Regions from separate parts of the Homo sapiens genome. Here regions 2 and 3 are each linked to region 1. The links are chromatin contacts, found by Hi-C or POLR2A ChIA-PET in ENCODE. All regions are on one chromosome and are shown on one strand. Each heading gives the region's core, a stretch centred on a gene start or an enhancer-like site at or near the end of the contact. The rest is flanking DNA. Distances are from core to core; before and after follow the strand shown. Region 1 holds the start of SLAIN2 (SLAIN motif family member 2). Region 2 overlaps FRYL (FRY like transcription coactivator). Region 3 has its middle 16 kb from the start of OCIAD1.

Region 1 (3,347 bases), core at 533-3,032:
CATAACTCTATAGAGGTAAGTGCTATTATTTTCTCCATCAAATACAAGAAGAAAGTGAGCCTCAGAGTAACTTGCTCAAGGTCATACTGCTAGTAAGTGGCAAAACCAGGGGCGAACCCAGGAAAGCTCTTAACTACCTCAGAACACTGCAAAGTTCCAGCCCTGCAATACCAGAGTCTATGAATGATTTCGATTTCACTGTTAGAAGTTTTAATTTCAATAGAGCAGAGACATTTTAGCTAAAAGTTAAAACTTTAAGAAAAATGAATTAAGACAAATAATTGCCCACACACATCTTTATAATAAAACGAGAGGAAAAGCCTCCCATGTCCTATTTATGAAAGTGATATTAAGGTGGGGGGGCCACAATTTCATCAAGAAGTGGCTTATGACAATATAGCTTTGGTTTAAATTTTTAAATAGGACTCTTTTTCTCTGCCCCTAGAAGGACGTGGAAATGAAAGATGGATGTGATAACTGTCAATTCAGAGCTCTGCAAAACGCCAGACTCAATTCTTGTTTTAGAAAATAAGAGCCAGGGCTCGTTCCACCCTTGACTCTTCACACAGAGTAACAAAAAAAAAAAAAAAAAAAAAAAAGCAGCACCATCCTCTGCCCTCTCTTCACACAAAGCAAGGTTTACCCCACTACCCAAAGGGGAGTGCTGATTCATACGGTCTCCCCATCCCCGCCAGAAATGGGTCCCAAACACCAACCGCTGCATAGACGTAGACGACTCTGGTCTGCCCCTGACCCCCACACCTGGTGATACCTCATCAAGCAGACCCCTCTCCTACATCCAGAATGCCCAGGGCCACCATCCGAAAGCCAGTATCTTACACAAAGCAGGATCCCTGCCTACAAAGCAGTTTCCCACCTCCGACTCCTCCCCAGGCGAACAGCCCTTCTCAAGCTGCCCCAACCCACAGACCCCAATAGGGTCCAGCACTCAGAAGGTCCACAATCCAAAGGACAACGAGCTACAACCCTGTTACTTGCGCACGCCTCGAACCCCCAACTCCAGCTGACGTTCCCTCTGCCAAAGCAAGAAAACCACAAGTCGCCACAGGAGAGCGGACCCGGCTACACAAAGCGAGGCGCCCGACCAGAGGGACCCTCAGAGGACGCTCTCCGCCCCCGGGCCCGTCCCCGCCCAGCTCCTGCCCGGCGCCTCGCGCTCACCAGCTCTCCTCCTCCTCCTCCCAGCCTGACAGGCGCTCCAGCTCGTCGGGCCGCAGCGGCTCCACCTCGTCCAGCAAGCCGCCCTCGCCCGCCGCTAGCAAGGAGGTGGCGTCCCGCAGCTCTTCGCTACTCGTCCGCCTCGGGCCCGACCCGGGCCCGCCGCCCGACTTGGCGCTGAGGCCCAAGGGGAAGCCCCGAGGAGACGCCGCGCCGGAGGAGGGAATGGACGCGCCGGCCCGAACCGGGCTGCCGGGCCCAAGGGAGCCGGCGCCCTGCACGGCCCCCGAGCGGCTCCTCAGCTGTTCGTTCTGCTTCTCCAGCTTCTTCACCAGCTCCTGCAGCTTCCGCACCTCCTGGTCCGCGTTCACGTTGGAGTTAACGTCCTCCATCCCGGCCCCGCCGCCGCCGCCGCCTCCGCCGCCCGCTCGCTCTCGCAGCGACAGGGAAAGAGACGGAGGAAAGAGGCGTCGCCGCCGCTCACTCTAGCCGAGGCGCCGGCATATAGCAGGACCAGGCCCCACCGCCAGGGTCCCCCCACCTCGGGTTCCAAAGCGCCGCTGGCCCCAGCCGAACTGCCTCATCTGCGCCGGCTCCGGGATTGGGGGAGGCGGCGCCAATATCCGGCCCCTGCCGCCATCTTCCCTCCGTCCCTCCGCCCCCCGCGGGCCGGCCCAGTCGGTGACCTCAGAGCGTCGGGGGTGGACGCGGCCGCCGGCGGGCGCTGAGAGGACCCGGCGCCAGCTCGCGGCGGGGCGGGGCCACGGACGGGGCCTATGGGGCGGGGCCGGTGCTTGAGGGGCGGGGATTAGGCCGGAAGGGGCGTGTCGGCGGATGTGGGACGCGGCCGGGCTGGCTAGGGAGGGTCCCTGCAGAACGGGAGGCCAGCAGAAGGCTCGCGGCGGGCGGGGCTGAGGTGGCTAACAAGGTCCTCGAACAGCCTCGCCTGTTGGTCTGGGCGTGTGGGCGTGTTCTCCACCCCTTACAGGGAGTGTGGGACCCGCGGGCCAGTCTCGCCCTTGTTCCGGGCCGGATCTCGAGTGGGCGCTCAGCCCGGCGGTGGAGAGACAGTTTACTTTGTTCAGCAAATATTTAATCGATGCCGACTTTTAATTGGAGATTGTCTCGGCTGGCAGGAGCCTCTAGACTGCCTGTGTCCTGTTTCTTCCCCTGAAAATAAGAAACCCCAGTTTCAGACAGTTAAGAGAGGTCTAAGGTCAAAATAATCATAATTTCTTGAGTGCTTCCTACTGGCCAGACAGTGTGCTAAGCACTTTTAAAGGCATTATCTCATCGGTTAAAACATAGTTTTCCCGACTTAAAGTTTACAGCACACTGGGGCGGAAGCGGGGGATAGTAAACCGCTTCTCTACTCCCTTTCTCCGTTTATTGACTCACACTCTGTTCTTTGGATCACTTCCTTCGGAAAAAGTTCCTCGTAGTGTGTCTTGACTTTTTTAAAAGTTGTATGTTAAAAGTAGTTAAACACGCTGACAGATACTGAAGAATGAAGAAAATTGTAAGAATGTGAAGTCTGCCTTTAGAATGCGGCAGGAAACCTAAACAAAACTTAAATGCTTTGTTTTGATCACATTATCACAGTCGTTGGTCTTCAGAGGTCAATTGTGAACGGCTTTGGCTTGTGTTTGCAGCTTTTCTTCAGTTGCCGCCTCCACCCTTAGTTTAATAACAATGATCCAGTCCTGTTACACCTGAGTGTGGACTCATGCCATGACTGACTTGCTTCTACCCTTTAGCTTTTCTAGTGCCATATTCTCCGCCTGCCATATCTGATTCTTTTCTTAAATCCCATACTCTCTCATTCAGGAAACCTCTTCCCAACAATTCCACAAAGATCTAATTATTCTGCATATTCTAGCACTACGTGATCAATAGTTCTCAATAGGTGTTTGCACTTTTTTTTAAATTGCTTTTTTCTCTAAGAATTATTTTTCGTTTGTTTTTGTCTGTTTACTTGATTTAAGGACACTTCATTTTTGCTTCCCATGTCTAGTACACTGACACAGTGGACACTCAATACTTGGTTTGTTGAAAGTTAAGTAGACTATAAGTTCTACTTAAAACCACGTAGCTATTTATTCGTAGCAAAAAACGTATTTGTGTTAAAAGTTTGCTGGCTAACTATAAGTCGAGTATTTTTCTAGCTA
Region 2 (3,184 bases), core at 513-3,012, 330 kb before region 1:
TTTAAATGTTAAGTAGCCTAATATTTTAAAAATTTTCCTAGAAGTTCTCAAACAACTCTTTGGTTTCACCAATATCCTCTATTCCTCTGTAAAATATATTTTTAAATGCCTGTAGAGCACACTACTAAATACTGATGAAATTCCCTGCTACCATTTCTGCTCCTAACAGGCTAAGTTGTGGGCTTAACAAGAATTGGTTATATTTTTAAACAAATCTGTTTATGCCAGTTATACTTATTGTGATTATGTAATTCAATTAAATATTACATAATTCAATAAAGTGCGATTCAAAAGCAAGAGTTGTTTCAGTGTAAACAAAGTTGAATGCTTTGGTTAGACTTCATAAAGATTAATTCCCGAGAAAAATGTGCATTTGAATTTCACATAGGCCAGGAAAGTATACAAGATTGGAAGGATTTTGCCCTTGGATACCTTCAGTTTCTTCTGTCACTTTAAAGAAATTGAAACTTGGCCAGGCGCAGTGGCTCACGCCTGTAATCCCAAAACTTCGGGAGGCCGAGGCGGGCGGATCACGAGGTCAGGAGATTGAGACCATCCTGGCTAACACAGTGAAACCCCGTCTCTAATAAAAATACAAAAAAAAAAAAAAAAATAGCCGGGCCTGGTGGCGGGAGCCTGTAGTCCCAGCTACTCAGGAGGCTGAGGCAGGAGTGTCCCCGGAATTGGTGGTTTCTTGGTCTCACTGACTTCAAGAATGAAGCCGCGGACCCTCGCGGTGAGTGTTACAGCTCTTAAGATGGTGCGTCTGGAGTCTGTCCCTTCTGATGTTCAGATGTGTTGGGAGTTTCTTCTTTCTGGTGGGTTCGTGGTCTCACTGGCTCAGGAGTGAAGCTGCAGACCTTCGCGGTGAGTGTTACAGCTCATAAAAGCAGCATGGACCCAAAGAGTGAGCAGTAGCAAGATTTATTGCAAAGAGGGAAAGAACACAGCTTCCACAGTGTGGAAGGGGACCCGAGTGGGTTTCCAATGCTGGCTGGGGCAGCCTGCTTTTATTCTCTTATCTGGCCCCACCCACATCCTGCTGATTGGTAGAGCTGAGTGGCCTGTTTTGACACCGTGTTGATTGGTGCGTTTACAATCCCTGAGCTAGATACAAAGGTTCTCCATGTCCCCATCAGATTAGTTAGATACAGAGTTTGGACACACAGGTTCTCCAAGGCCCCACCAGAGCAGCTAGATATACAGAGTGTTGATTGGTGCACTCACAAACCTTGAGCTAAACACAGGGTGCTGATTGGTGTATTTACAAACCTTGAGCTATATACAGAGTGCTGATTGGTGTATTTACAACCCCTGAGCTAGACCTAAAGATTCTCCAAGGCCCCACCAGACTCAGGAGCCCAGCTGGCTTCACCTAGTGGATCCTGCACAGGGGCTGCAGGTGGAGCTGCCTGCCAGTCCCGTGCTGTGCACTCGCACTCCTCAGCCCTTGGGTGGTCGATGGGACTGGGCACCGTGGAGCAGGGAGTGGTGCTCGTCGGGGAGGCTAGGGCCACACAGGAGCCCATGGAGTGGGTGGGAGGCTCAGGCATGGCAGGCTGCAGGTCCCCAGCCCTGCCCCGCGGGAAGGCAGCTAAGGCTCGGTGAGAAATCGAGCGCAGCGCTGGTGGGCTGGCACTGCTGGGGGACCCAGTACACCCTCCGCAGCCGCTGGCCCGGGTGCTAAGTCCCTCATTGCCTGGGGCCAGCAGGGCTGGCCGTCTGCTCCGAGTGCCGGGCCTGGCAAGCCCACGCCCACCCGGAACTCCAGCTGGCCCGCAAGCGCCGCAGGCAGCCCCGGTTTCCGCTCGCGCCTCTCCCTCCACACCTCCCTGCAAGGTGAGGGAGTGGGCTCCAGCCTTGGCCAGCCCAGAAAGGGGCTCCCACAGTGCAGTGGTGGGCTGAAAGGCTCCTCAAGTGCCACCAAAATGGGAGCCCAGGCAGAGGAGGTGCCGAGAGCAAGCGAGGGCTCTGAGGACTGCCAGCGCGCTGTCACCTCTCAGGAGAATGGCGTGAACCCGGGAGGCGCAGCTTGCAGTGAGCCGAGATTGCGCCACTGCACTCCAGCCTGGGCTGCACAGCGAGACTCCGTGTCAAAAAAACAAAAAAGAAAAAAGAAATTGAAACTTGAAGTCATAGCTGATGTACATGGGTTTCGTTTTAGGCAAAAAGACAATGGCGTAATCAGCATATCTGCCTTGCAAGATAAGGCCTTGGCACTATATCAAAAGGCTGGGGAATAAACATGAATTTTATATTTTAAGTTAAAATAAAACTTTTAGTGAACCTCTTGATCTGTTTTTCCCCCAATTTCTACTTCAATGGAGTTTTGGATTAAATAATTAGACAACAGTTGTGTTACAGCAAAGGGCTTCTACTATATATAGCTGTATAATGTTGCTATTTTTTTTTTTTTTTTTTTTTGAGACAGAGTCTTGCTCTGTCGCCCTGGCTGGAGTGCAGTGGAGCGATCTTGGCTCACTGCAAGCTCCGCCTCCCAGGTTCACGTCATTCTCCTGCCTCAGCCTCCCGAGTAGCTGGGACTACAGGAGCCCGCCACCACGCCCGGCTAATTTTTTGTATTTTTAGTAAAGATGGGTTTTCACCGTGTTCGCCAGGATGGTCTCTATCTCCTGACCTCGTGATCTACCCGCCTTGGCCTCCCTATGTTGCAATTTTTAAGAGAAATCATTTATTTGCTATTCCTACTTAATAAAGAAATCAAAATGATCACATGTGATGTGATATAATCTTATCCTATTCATGAAATGCTTAAATATCCTTAGACTGTTTTTTTGTATGTGTGTGTGTAGAGTCCTAATTATGTGATCCAAGACTGGTTTCACTGATAAATACTAGTAGAATTGGAACTTATATTATCTATATTCAGGTATAAATGTTGGTGGGAGGAAGATATTATTTACTGATTCAGAATGTACTAACAATGTTTTCTGACTGTTGAACAGAGAAGTCCTTCTATGTCTCGGATTGGGTTATTTTATTCTGATGGAATCAACATTAATATTGTCGCTGTTCATTCCATTTGGAATCAAGGATAAGGGTTAATGTAACAAAAAATATATTTTAACATTGATTTTTATAAAATTCATCAAGAACAGAGACAATGATACATTTAACAGAAGAAGATATATACCACCATTAAGAATGGAAGAAACATATGAGC
Region 3 (3,638 bases), core at 25-2,524, 470 kb before region 1:
TCCCACCCCTTTTTTTGGGGAGGAGGGAGTCTCGCTCTGTCACCCAGGCTGGAGTGCAGTGGCCCAATCTCCACTCACTGCAACCTCCACCTCCCAGATTCAAGCGATTCTCTTCTCTCAGCCTCCCGAGTAGCAGGATCACAGGTGTGTGCCACCATGCCCAGCTAATTTTTGTATTTTTAGTAGAGACAGGGTTTCGCCATGTTGGTCAGGCTGGTCTCAAACTCCTGATCTCGGGTGTTCCTCCTGCCTTGGCCTCCCAAAGTGCTGGGGTTACAGGCGTGAGCCACGGTGCCCTGCCACCGTTTCAAATTTAAGCCTAATAATAAACAGTTAAGAAGTTGTATTTTGAGAAGCAAGCCCAAGTTTTAAAAGATATTATTTCAAAGTTTTATAAAAGTCAATATTTATTCAACAAAAGCCAGTATTTATTATCTTCCTTTTTTTTTTTTTCCTTTTAGACGGACTCTTGCTCTGTTGCCAGGCTGGAGTGCAGTGGCGTGATCTCAGATCACTGCAACCTCCGCCTCCCAGGTTCAAGCGATTCCCCTGCCTCGGCCTCCTGAGTAGCTGGGACTACAGGCATGTGCCACCATGCCCAGCTAATTTTTTGGCCAGGATGGTCTCAATCTCTTGACTATATTTTGTATTTTTAATTGCCATTAGCATATATCAACTAAGCGCTATATAGATGTCCTGATCGCCTCCAGTTTATTCTAATGAACTGCACAAAGATTAGCGTTTTTCTATGTGTGCCATGATATTAAAAAGATTGGGACATATTGGCATAGAATGTCTAAACAGAGAGAGAGCGAGAAATGCACAGGTGGATAAGTCGACATAAATGGGAGAAGGGCTTACCCATCCTGTGTGACTAGCAGGAAGAAGGTAATGAAAGTTATAGAATACAGGCCACTTTATACATTTGTGACAGAAAGACAAAGTAGTTGAAGATATTGGCAAGAGAATGGTTGAAATTATTGGCAATGGAATTGAAGCTAAGTAGGGATGAAAAGAAAACAATCAGATAGGGATAAAATTAAGAGTATCAAAGATCTAGTAGTCAGTATGATGCCAAAGAACAGGTATGTGCGGGATTACCTATGTGGGAGAGCTGAAAGAATATGATGTTGACTAGATGGTGGAATGTAAATATTTCATATTCAATGAATTTATGCCTTGGCCACAAAAAGCTTTGTTGTCATTAAAACAGAGGCGATGGGAAGTGAAAGGGAAAGTCATTTGCGACCCTGGGGTTTCTGAGCTGCTGTCTAGTTCAACAGTTTGATTTCCTCCAAGCCAGTGGAGTAGAGATTTGAGAATTTTACAAGAACTGAGATAGCCCTGTCTACATTATCAGAATCTAGTTCAGTTCATGAGTCACAGAAGTAAATATTTGTTCATATGTCAGATCTACTGTAGTTTTCAGACTTTTATCAAACTGCAGCACTTCTTAAAGATCCTCCAAAAAGCAGGCTTACCAAGAAATGTAAATTCCCTGGCAGGTTTTGCAGGTCATTCCAAAAAAGCATAGTTTCATGCAAATGAAGTTTCAAGACAATTACCTCCCAGCTATTTCTTGCAAATACATTGTCAATCCTGAGTCTTGTCTAGAGAGAAATCTTGCATCTGCCACTGTGTGAATTTCTTCTAGAAATAATTTATTCTTTTCTTTTTTTTGAGATGGAGTCTCACACTGTTCCCCGGGCTGGAGTGTGGCGCGACCTCAGATCACTGCAACCTCCGCCTTCTGGTTTCAAGCAATTCTCCTGCCTCAGTCTCCTGACTAGCTGGGATTACAGGTGCACACCACCACATCCGGGTAATTTTTTGTATTTTTAGTAGAGATGGGGTTTCACTATGTTGGCCAGACTGGTCTCGAACTCCTGACCTCATGATCTGCCCACCTCAGCCTCCCAAAGTGCTGAGATTACAGGCGTGAGCCACTGCACCCAGCCTCTTCTAGAAATGGTTTAAGAGGACTTCACAAATCCTGGACTCCCAGAATGTATCTTAATATATAGACTATTATTTTGAGGCATATTTTGTTCTTGTTTTCCTTTTTTCAGCAGAAGATGAAGAGAAGCATCAATAAAATCATGGAGCCCATGTGTCAGTATGAATATGAACCTAAGAAGAATCTATTAATACCTCTGAGATACTAAATCATATAAAGTTATAAAGTACCTAACACAGCATCCAGGACTTGGTTTGCATGCAGAAAATGTGAGTTCTTTTTTGTTTTTCTTGAAGATTTAAAGTACTAGAAAGGAGTTTGGAAAAGAGAGAGAGAGAGGTAAGCATAAAAGTGATATAGCCTATATTGTTAATTTAGAACCATTCCCGGTAAACTATTGCAAATAATTTGTCTAACTTTGTAATTAAAATTTAAAACAAAAAGTTTATTTTTAAGGGGAAAATAGGGCTTCCAGTGATCATTATTCCAGCTCTAATCGATGCTGTTGTGTAAATTATGTTATTTTTGTTTTTGCCTTAATTCCAGCTCTATCTCCAATATTCTGAGTATTGCATTCAAACACCAATCTGTCTACTTTGTTATAAATATGAAGAGTCAGCTCTCAGTCAAAAGTTAGAGGAGAGTTTTTTCCACGTCTAGGTGACTTTATAATTTCACTATAACAAATATTTGAAAAAAAAAAAAAAAGGCTTTCTGAATAGCCATACTCTGCTTTTCTTTCTTGGACAGTTTCATTTTCAGGCAGAGGCAAGGATTAAAAAAAAAAAAAAAACCCCTCCACAGGAGGTGACCCTTTCTACAGTGCTCCTCATGCTGTCAATCAAACCGAGAACCATCTGTCCCTCTTTAGATTTCAGGAGCCATCTTGCACATCTGCTGTGCCTTTTCTATTGCCACTTATAGAACACACTAAGAGCTGTTAGATGAATTAGGGGAACCAGAGTGCAGCTGCATGTAGCTGGTTTGAATTTTGCAGCTGGGTCCTACACATCAATCTCAGTCTTAAAAAATTTTTTTAATGAGATTAGAACTACAAAATTATTTATTTATTAATAGTAACTTCTAAGAAAGTGGGTCTTAAATTTTTATTCTCTGAAAGTTTAAAACATATATTTTTACAACTCTCACCAAATGTTTAAAATTCAAGCCAACTGTAACATTTAAATAGTTATTCACGAGCTCCTCTTAAGAAAAAGTGTCACATGAAAAAAAGTTTTTAAAACTTTGACATAAGCCAAATACTTTCTGATATAGAAGTAAGTTTGATGCCTGTTATAGAAATGCTAGAAGTTTGCAGGCCACAAAACTAAAATATTAGCAGCTTTAGGCCAGTTTTTGTTTGTTTGTTTCCCCTTTGGGACAGGGTCTCACTCTGTCACCCAGGCTGGAGCACAGTGGATCTGATCCCCAGTTCACTGCAACCTCCACCTCCCCGGCTCAAGTGAGCCTCCCATCTCAGCCTCCCAAGTAGCTGGGACTACAGGCACATGCCACTACGCCCAACTAATTTTTGTATTTTTTGTAGAGACGGGATATCACCATGTTGCCCAGGCTGGCCTCAAACTCTTGAGTTCAGGCGATCCACTCACCTCCGCCTCCCAAGGAGCTGGGATTACAGGCGTGAGCCACCACCCCCAACCAGTTGCTGCAGCATTTTCAT

What was found. Hi-C counts contacts between places; a loop is a spot of excess contacts on that map. ChIA-PET counts read pairs that join two places held with the same protein, here RNA polymerase II (POLR2A). Pooled maps may share reads with other maps.
Region 2: a pooled map shows a loop between it and region 1 (2.2-fold over the local background). The contact joins the enhancer-like site here to the promoter of SLAIN2 in region 1. A Hi-C loop is called at or near these places in 1 of 168 maps with a recorded cell type or tissue (mammary epithelial cell), 1 of 37 single-sample maps with no recorded cell type and 10 of 50 pooled maps. POLR2A ChIA-PET finds 5 or more read pairs at or near these places in 3 of 52 experiments (GM12878, Panc1 and WTC11).
Region 3: a loop to region 1 is called in a pooled map, with 3 times the contacts of the local background. The contact joins the enhancer-like site here to the promoter of SLAIN2 in region 1. A Hi-C loop is called at or near these places in 2 of 50 pooled maps. POLR2A ChIA-PET finds 5 or more read pairs at or near these places in 4 of 52 experiments (Caco-2, IMR-90, activated CD8-positive, alpha-beta memory T cell and 1 more).

Annotation. Positions count from the first base shown.
Region 1 is chr4:48,339,964-48,343,310 of GRCh38, reverse strand. It overlaps SLAIN2 (SLAIN motif family member 2), which reads right to left and starts at 1,782. Exons shown (of 8, transcript NM_020846.2): 1 at 1,183-1,782. The coding sequence starts at 1,571. RefSeq lists silencers at 1,302-1,611, 1,752-2,091 and enhancers at 922-1,835, 2,242-2,361.
Region 2 is chr4:48,673,977-48,677,160 of GRCh38, reverse strand. The region is part of intron 3 of FRYL (FRY like transcription coactivator); the gene reads left to right. Among named protein-coding and RNA genes, the nearest start is that of FRYL, 100 kb to the left of the region's middle. Within about 2 kb of position 1,762, at least 5 of the 41 ENCODE cell types and tissues checked have a DNase peak (open chromatin) inside an H3K27ac peak, as active enhancers do.
Region 3 is chr4:48,813,352-48,816,989 of GRCh38, reverse strand. It overlaps a transcript of OCIAD1 not described here. Among named protein-coding and RNA genes, the nearest start is that of OCIAD1, 16 kb to the left of the region's middle. Within about 2 kb of position 1,274, at least 2 of the 41 ENCODE cell types and tissues checked have a DNase peak (open chromatin) inside an H3K27ac peak, as active enhancers do.